Linked DNA regions of Homo sapiens: region 1 is linked to region 2. Evidence: chromatin loops called from intact Hi-C (ENCODE). Cell type or tissue: GM12878. All regions are shown on one strand. Each heading gives the region's core, and the rest is flanking DNA. Links, peaks and the distances in the headings are about the cores only.

What was found. A loop is a pair of places that touch in the nucleus more often than their neighbours do. Peaks named below come from ENCODE experiments on the same cell type or tissue, not always from the same donor. Only the 100,000 strongest peaks of a DNase experiment are listed, where the experiment ranks them.
Region 1: a loop joins it to region 2, with 25 times the contacts of the local background. A loop is called at or near these places in 1 of 110 quality-filtered maps.

Annotation. Positions count from the first base shown.
Region 1 is chr15:95,310,631-95,315,025 of GRCh38, reverse strand. All of the region lies in intron 1 of LETR1 (lymphatic endothelial transcriptional regulator lncRNA 1), which reads left to right. Among named protein-coding and RNA genes, the nearest start is that of LETR1, 14 kb to the left of the region's middle. In GM12878, for the core only: no CTCF peak of the experiment used is centred there; no DNase peak of the experiment used is centred there.
Region 2 is chr15:95,844,199-95,848,593 of GRCh38, reverse strand. No RefSeq gene overlaps it. Among named protein-coding and RNA genes, the nearest start is that of LINC00924, 410 kb to the right of the region's middle. In GM12878, for the core only: no CTCF peak of the experiment used is centred there; a DNase peak (open chromatin) is centred at 1,683; H3K27ac peaks cover 784 bases.

The DNA of each region.
Region 1 (4,395 bases), core at 77-4,076, 530 kb after region 2:
TACAGTTAAATTAGAGTACATGATCCAGGAACCCGTACCTGAATGGAAAACTAGGAAGCAGTTTCTGGATGGCAGTGTATGTAAATCTTGCCAAGCCTAGGATCCTGCTTTAGGCTTTAGTCCAAGTAGCTTAATTCAGCATCTAGCATGCAAGTTTAGGCAGACTTTATTCCCCATGCCAAAATTAAGGAGATTTGAGTTTCAGAAACTGAGTCTTAGAGTACAGTGTGAACCAGAAGGGCTCTTTACCACCTAAGAAAGAGGTGGAAACTAGTAGTAGCTATTATGAATAGCTCTTTATCTGTTTATTTGAAACAGATACACTTTGCAAACATACCTTGGGTATGCAAAACAACTTTTGCAAAGAACTATAAACCCCATTGCTTCTTTATGAAATCATCAAATAAAATTAGAGTATTTGTGAACTTATTGGAAACTATAAGCCCACTGAGAGCTGTGGTGATTGTATCCTGTTCCTAGGGGAAGAAGAAGTCCAAGAAAAACAGAAGCTGAGGAAGGGGACTGTGAGAAGCCAAAAATGAGGCACATGAGACCAATCTAGCAGGGGCTGGGAAGGGGCCAGGGTCTCCATATCCAACAGGCTTAGGGAGGGAGGGTAAAGCTCTTTTCTTCCCCGGTAGGTAGGGTTGGCTTGGTTTTACTCAATAATTTAAGCAAAATCTAAGAAGACTGTAGCAAATAAATAAATAATTCCCCCATAAACATTATATATTTACTGGAGGAAAACAGAATGAAGCAACCCCAAACAATGTAAATGAGCTGATTTTTGGAAGAGTCATTAGAAAAGGTGTCTGATGTGTTGGTCCTGTAACAAGCATTGAACTAGAACTTGCCTGTTTAGGATAGGAACTCTTGGAAGAGTGATTCACTCACTCCTATAATCCCAGTACTTTGGGAGGCTGAGGCAGGAGGATCATTTGAGGCCAGGAGTTCAGTTTGAGACCAGCCAGGGCAACACAGCAAGACCTTGTTTCTACACAAACAACACAAAACAAAAATTAGCTGGGCATGGTGGCATGTACCTATAGTCCCAGCTACTCAGGAGACCGAGGCTGAAGAATCATTTAGGCCTAGTAGTTCAAGGCTGTAGTGAGCTGTGATTGCACCACTGTACTCCATCCTGGGCAACAGAGTGAGACCCTGTCTGAAAAAATAAAATAAAATTTAAAAAATGAAAATAAACAAAGTGGAACAAAAATGGAGACCAAAAAACAAGCTTTTAATAGAACTAATGGCAAGAGCAGGATGATTTCCTGAGGGCTGCAGAGTTTCAGGGGCAACTAGGAGGATGTTTAGTGCCCATAGATAAGCCAGCTGGAAATGACTGGGAAACAGGAGTAGATACTTAGAATATGTCATTGTGGGGTAGGGTTGGGGAAAACAGTGGACTTGATAAAGAGGCCTAGGGAATATTCCAGTTAAAGCAGAGGATAGAATTACTGGGAACAAGTGACTTTAGTTGTGGAGAGAAGGATTTTGACCTGGAAAGGAAGGTGGGCCAGAAAGAACTAAGCAAACCCAAAGACTTTAAATCAATTCTGTTACCAGAATACAAATAAATTTGGAAGTATGCAGAATCTGAAGCTGCCTATTGAGGTGCGTTGAACTAGTTTACATAATAAGACTCAGCACCCATGACCGATTCCCTGGTGAAGCCTAGCTGCCTGCTATCTCACTCTAACATAGTGTTTCTCTTTCTGCTTGTCCCATGTTCCTTTCCTCTCATGTGTTGCATAGCATTTCCTTGAAGAGAAATCACGTGTAAAGAGTTTGGTTTAAAATGCCATCTAAATAATACTCTTCCCCCCATGAAGTCATGGAAAAAGTTAAAAATGAACCCTAGCATTGACAAACTTTTGCCAAATTGGGAACAATTTCCACTAACTGGAGTATTGATGAAAGCAGCCAGAAGAGATAAATCAATCCATCATCTGTGCTGTGCCATCAGAGTTTAAATTAAAAGATGCTTTCTGTGCTCTTCCAGCCCCCTCTCAACTCTCCACCCTGACTGCCTCCCATGAGAATCACCCTTTAGGCTGATTAAGAACATACTATGTACCTGCAGGTTCTTTGAGGCTCTCAGAATTTAGTTTCTCCCTTCTATTTCCTCTTGATTAATAGTTAACTTTTTAACATTGCTAGGAATTGTGTATTTCCAAAAAAAGATAAGCAGACACAGGTGTTGTCGAGTACATGTAATGGGATAACTGTGTGGCATTGGTGGGGAATCGCCTTAGCAAATGTCACTGTGGGAGATGCGGTCCCTACAAGAAGAGTCCTTCAGGACAGGTAAATTCTATGGGGCGTAGTTTTTATGTATAAATTTAATTTATCACATACTAGGCAGTAGCCTTAGGATAACATCCAATTTTTGTCTAGCAGATCACTGGTATTAAATACTTGGAATTGGGCTAGGGTAATTGACATGAAACTGATAGCAGCTGAGACTCTGAGAAGAGATTTTAGTCAGCACCCAAGTGGAGAGTGAGTGGTGCTCCAGAGTGCTCTACTCAATACTAGTTCTGGATGGAGGGCACTTTGGTTAAGCAAGAGTACAGAGGGAACAACAGCAACTGTAACTTGGAGGACAAAGAAAAGTATATGGCAATTGTGATAAATGGCATGTGCTCTGTTGTCAGAACCAGAGAAAAAGTCAGAACAGTTTGGCTCAATCAGTAAAATACAAGAAGACTTGGTGTTTATGAAATTGGAGCAAAATGCAAGAGAATAGACTGAGTAACAGGACAGAAATACACCACTAAATGATAAGTTATAAGAAAAGCCAAAGTGAGAGACTGATGACAGGAGGAAGGATTGCACACATAGCAGATGACGGGCAGCACTACGGGAGTGTGTTCCTTTCCCCTGTCCAGGGGCTTCCTTCCCTTTGGGACCCAGTGGGAAGTAAACTGTGAGCTGGCGATGCACCTTACTACAGAATGCAAGTCAGTCAGTCAGTTTCTTAAAATTAATTACTGTGGAGCCTCATGCCTGTAGTCCCAGCACTTTGGGAGGCCAAGGCGGGTGGATCACAAGGTCAAGAGATTGAGACCATCCTGGCCAACATGAAGAAACCCTGTCTCTACTAAAAATACAAAAATTAGCCGGGTGTGGTAGCACGCCTGTAGTCCCAGCTACTTGGGAGGCTGAGGCAGGAGAATCATTTGAACCCAGGAGGTGGAGGTTGCAGTGAGCCGAGATCGTGCCACTGCACTTCAGCCTGGCCAACAAAGCAAGACTCTGTTTCAAAAAAAAAAAAAAAAATTAAATACTGTGTTAGGCTGTTCTTGCACTGCTATAAAGAAATACCTGAGACTGGGTAATTTATAAGAACATAGGTGTAGTTGCCTCACAGTTCTGCAGGCTTTACAGGAAGCATGGTGCTGGCATTTGCTTGGCTTCTGGGAAAGCTTCAGGAAGCTTCCAATCCTGGTGGAAGGTGAAGGGGGAGCAAGCATCTTACGTGGCAGAGAGGGAGCAAAAGAGAGAGAATAGGAGGAGAGGTTCCACACATCTAAACAAGCAGATCTCATGAGAACTCACTCACTATCACGAGGACAGCACCAAACCATGAGAGATCTACCGCCATGACCCAAACACCTCCCACCAGGCCCCACCTCCAACATGAGGGATTACAATTCAACATGAGATTTGGTGGGGACACATATTCAAACGATATCAAGTACATTTTTAAAAATTACCATTTTCAGGTGGCAGAGAGAAACATTTGCAAAAGAGAATAGACAAATAGCTAGGAGGTGAGATCAGGTAGAGATAGCTTGCTGGCTTAGCCTGGAAAAATCTGTATTAATAACGCCATCAACAACAGTGTCTCTTCTGCTTCCCTTTCTGGGAACCATCCTCAAAAATTCTGAGCAAACTGGAAAGGGAGATTAGAATAAAAAGCCTAGTTTATGTACCTGCCTGTGACTAAGATAAAGATAATAGTGTGTAAATTTATCTGTGGTGAGTTGAATCATGCCCCCCACCCCACCAAAAAAAAAAAAAAAAAAAAAAGATGTACAAGTCCTACTCCTGGGTACCTACAAATATGTTACCTTGCTTGGCAAAAAGTAACCTTGCAAATGTGATTAAGTTAAGGTTATTGAGATGGGGGATTATACTGCATTGTCCAGTGTATTTACAAAGGTCCTTTTAAAAGGGAGCCAGGAAGACCAGAGGTAAAGAAAGAGATGTTACTAAAGCACAGGTGGGAGTGTTAGTGATGTGGGTCCATGAACCAAAAAATGCACTTGACTTCTAGAAGCTGAATAAAGCAAGGAAACAGATTCTCCCCAGGAGCTTCCAAAGAAACATAGCTCTGCCAACGTGTTTCAGACTTCTGACCTCCAGAACTGTGAGATAATAAGTGTG
Region 2 (4,395 bases), core at 88-4,087:
TCACCACAAAAAATAAGCAAGTAAGATAACACATATGTTAATTACCTAGGTTTAGCCATTCCACAGGTATACATATTTCAAAACCTCTTTTTGCACACCATTAATGTGTGCTTTAGTATAATTAATAAATTAATTTCAAAAAGAATCACCTGGATAATGTATAAAGTACATAAATTCTCTAGAAAAATCCACAGATATAATTATTTAATAAAAATGGGATCTGGCCCAGAAATATGCATGTTTTAGAAATGAGCAAGTGTTTCTGATGATCAGCCAAGTTTGAGAAGTCCTGAGTTAGATGCCATCGAAGAAGCAAGGGAACATAACCTTCAGTGTTTGGGTGTTTGTACATAAAATCTTAAGAACCTAGATGAAAGCAATGGAAAGTCATAATAGAAATTAGGAAGAGGTATCATCTCTGGGCTGCCTTGTCCAGTAATAGAGATTCTGAGCATAAATAATTTCTTTATTCTCTCAGCTTATATTTTTTAATACTATTATCTAGAAAACAGTATCTCCAGTATTTAGTCAATGCCCTGATCACTTCCTCGCCGCCAACAACAACAACAAAACGAAACAGATAAGGAGCAAAAAGGGAAGGAAAGAAAAAGCAAGGAAGCGAGAGCATTTCTATTCATTAACATATTTTCTAAGCAAATGGAAATATTCCTATTTTTAATTTTGTATCTTACTAAAGTCAATTTAATGCAAGAAATGTGGCGTTAGCAAAGCCTAATATAAGGCCATTTTTAAAAAGTTTTGATAAGACGATATGAATCAAATTTTTTTCCAAACCCGCACTATGTTGGAGAGCATAGCTTGTTCCTTAGTTCTTCTTTGAATTTCTTAAAATGGTGAAAGAGAAGCCGGGCGCAGTGGCTCACACCTGTAATGCAAGCACTTTGGGAGGCCGAGGCAGGTGGATCACCTGAGGTCAGGAGTTAGAGACCAGCCTCACCAACATCGAGAAACCCTGTCTCTACTAAAAATACAAAATTAGCTGGGTGTGGTGGCACATGCCTGTAATTCCAGCTACTAGGCAGGCTGAGGTAGGAGAATCATTTGAACCCGGGAGGTGGAGGTTGTGGTGAACCAAGATCGCGCCATTGCACTCCAGCCTGGGCAATAAGAGCAAAACAAACAAACAAACAAAAAAAAAAAAAGAAAGAGAGAGAGAGAGACAGAAAGAAAAAGAAAAAGAGAAAGAAAAGAAAGAAAAAGAAAGAGAAAGAAAGAAAAGAAAGAAAGAAGGAAGGAAGGAAAGAAAGAAAGAGAAAGAAGGAAGGAAGGAAAGAAAGAAAGAGAGGAGACAGAAAGAAAAAGAGAGAGAAAGAGAAAGAAAGAAAAGAAAGAAAAAGAAAGAAAGAGAAAAAGAAAAACAAGGGAGGAAGGAAAGAAAGAAAAAAGAAAGAAGGAAGGAAAGAAAGAAAGAAAGAAAAAGAGAGAGAGAAAGAAAGAAGGAAGGAAGGAAAGAAAGAAAAAAAGAAAAAGAAAGAGAAAGAAAAAGAAAGAAAAGGTGAAAGAGAATCACAACAATTAATTCTTGGACGACCTGTAAATTGGTGGATTCCAAACTGCAAAATCAGGTCCTGGTCCAAGCAGTGTGGCTCCCTTGGGGCTCCTCGTGGGAACTGTCTTAGGGCTTCTTTCACGCTGGGGCCTGAACAGTCAGCTGAATCAGCCTCCTGCATTTTGTGCCCCACAGTGACATTCTCAAACCCTACCTTTCCTGTAGGCTACTGAAGACTCTCTAAATGACTGCAGGTAAAATACCCACCACTCACAGATTAAAAGTCAAAACCAGAACATTATATATAGAAAAAATAGAGCAATAAAGAATCTCAAGCCTTCTAGGTAATTTAGGCAGCTGTCATAGCTTCCAACCCCTCCGTCCCCATTCTACCATGATGGGTTTGTCTTAAAGGAGACATATATACATAATTTATTATTAAAAATTAAATCACCAATATTTTTCTAAATTACAAGCAAGAAAATTCTGAATAGTTCATCAAAATCCTCTTGACCAAACTCATTGCAGTGGGGGAAAAGCACACACTTTTTTTCTTGTTTTGTGAAATGTGACCCTGAAAACTGAAACCTAAGGGAGGATTCGTACGTGTGTGTTGAAGAGTGTTTATATTTCTCTCTCTCTCTCCTGAACAGTGTCCCATTACACAACCCCGAAGCCTGGTGTTGTGTTCTTGTTCCTATTTATTCTATCCTAGTGAGGGAGACCTTTCTGTCCCTCCTCTCTTCCCTTCTCCCTGTGGTTCCCAGAGAGGAACGTGAGTTTTCAAAGTGTCAGAACAGCATCAGTGCTGATGTATAGGCCACAGTTGTTTCTCTCAAAAGGCCTTCAGAGCCCTCCCTTCTCCTCTGTTCCCTTCAAGTTGGGAATGATTCATCAGCTGGCCTTTAGCAAGAAAAGAGGCCAGCCTAGGGTCTCGGGCCTTTGACCTCTGTGAAGAGAAAGGTCACACTGAGAGCAACTGTGCAAGCTCCAAAGCTGGAGACACAGGCATAGAAACCCGAGGCGGAGGCGCCGGGCGAAACGGAGGGGGATGGTGGGAAAGAGTGGGAGTTTAGAAAAGTTAAGAGTATATTTCTAAGAGACTCAGTGGATCAGCTGACAACCGGGGTCAAGGGTCATATTTATGCTTGATTCCCTGAGCATGTTACAGTAACATCTGCTTGTTAAGAGTCTTTAGGGAGCCGGCCTGGGGACCAAGTGCTTCTGACCTCCTTCCACAAAAGGGGACAGGCTAAGAGATTAGGGGTTCCTATTAACGTCTGTGTTTGACTTAACGACTCTCCCCGCCCTCTCCTGGGTGTGATTTGTCAGCTTCACCCCATTTCATTTTATAATCTTGCTAAATATTTAAATGAGCCCCATGGTTGTCAGTGGAGCAGCATCTGAAACTGCAGAAAAGAAAATTAGATTTCTATGGGGAAAAATCTTAGTGAGAAGTATAGAATGAGAAAGATTAAGAGAGGAAGAACAAACCCAGGAACTGCTTTGTGTGGTAGAATGGAGTCATTTCACAAAAACTTGTCAACTTTTCACATCGCCAACAGAATAAAAAGTCAGTTGTAACTGTGTAACAAACTTCCTAACAAGAGAGACAATTTGATCATTCAGTCGTCAGGAGATTATAACTTGATGTGGTGTTTTGCCTCAGTCATTGATGTCCTAAACTCAACACGAGGACAGAACTCACCATCCACGGGAGGTTGAGCGGTGAACATTGATTTCACTCTTTTATTGACCTTTTTTTGTTTGAGTCACTTTTATGCTCTTTATGATCCTTTAAAAGTCTTAGGTTTTATTTTCTCCTGTCACCAAAGACAGGAGAAAATAAACAGATTTATAAATAAAGATAAGTACATTTTAAATGTGTAAAATGCCCTATTTCCAATGTCTCTGGCCAAATTAATAATTAATGAAATCATAAAGTAGTTACTGGAAAATGGGGGTGAAACAACAAAAAATGCACTAAGCTGCTAAATTCTTTTTATTTTTTTAAAAATTATTTTGTGAGTACATAGTTGGTGTGTATATGTATGGGGTACATGAGATATTTTAATGTAGGAATGCAGTAAATAATAACCACATCATGAAAAATGGGGTATCATCCCCTCAAGCACTTACCCTTTGTGTTACAAGCAATCCAATTATACTCTTTAACTTATAACATATACAATTATTATTGACTGTAGTTACCCTGTTGTGCTATCAAATACTAGGTTTTATTCATCTTTTCTATTGTTTTCTTACCCATTAACAATCCTCACTTGCCCCCAAATCCCCAAACCCCCACTACTTTTTTTTATTTCCCAGAAGAACATTTGTGTGTCTACTGGCATCTAAAACACACATTTTGCATTGGTTACAATTACTCAGGTTATGTGTTTCCATTTCCCATAAATTTTGCATGGAAGTTTCTGGAAGGACTCAGCTGGGTTTTATAAAATCCCTTGGTGCCACTGCCAGCTTTTATTTCAGAAGCATACATACTTGATGCCTTAACCACTAGCATGACTTTTTGTTTTAACCTAAGGCCTCCCATAGAGGAATAAAACCTGTGAGTGGGGGAAGAAGCTTAGAAAATAGAGGATATTATTTTTAGCTAGAAAAAAAGTAAAAATAATCGAGTGATATCACGTAACACCCGCTCTTCTGGGTTCCATGCATAACAAAGTTCATGCAGTCTAACTTTCCATGTAACTGCATGAAAACAATCTGTTTGCTATTTATATGCAATTGCCTTGGGGAAACCAGCCCCATGGAGGAGAATAGATTATTCCAAGGTGAATTGGATGTAAGCATATGGAGTCTCTTCAAAGGCAAGGTCTTGGATGTGTGTGTGTGTGTGTTCATGTGTGTGCACACGTGCA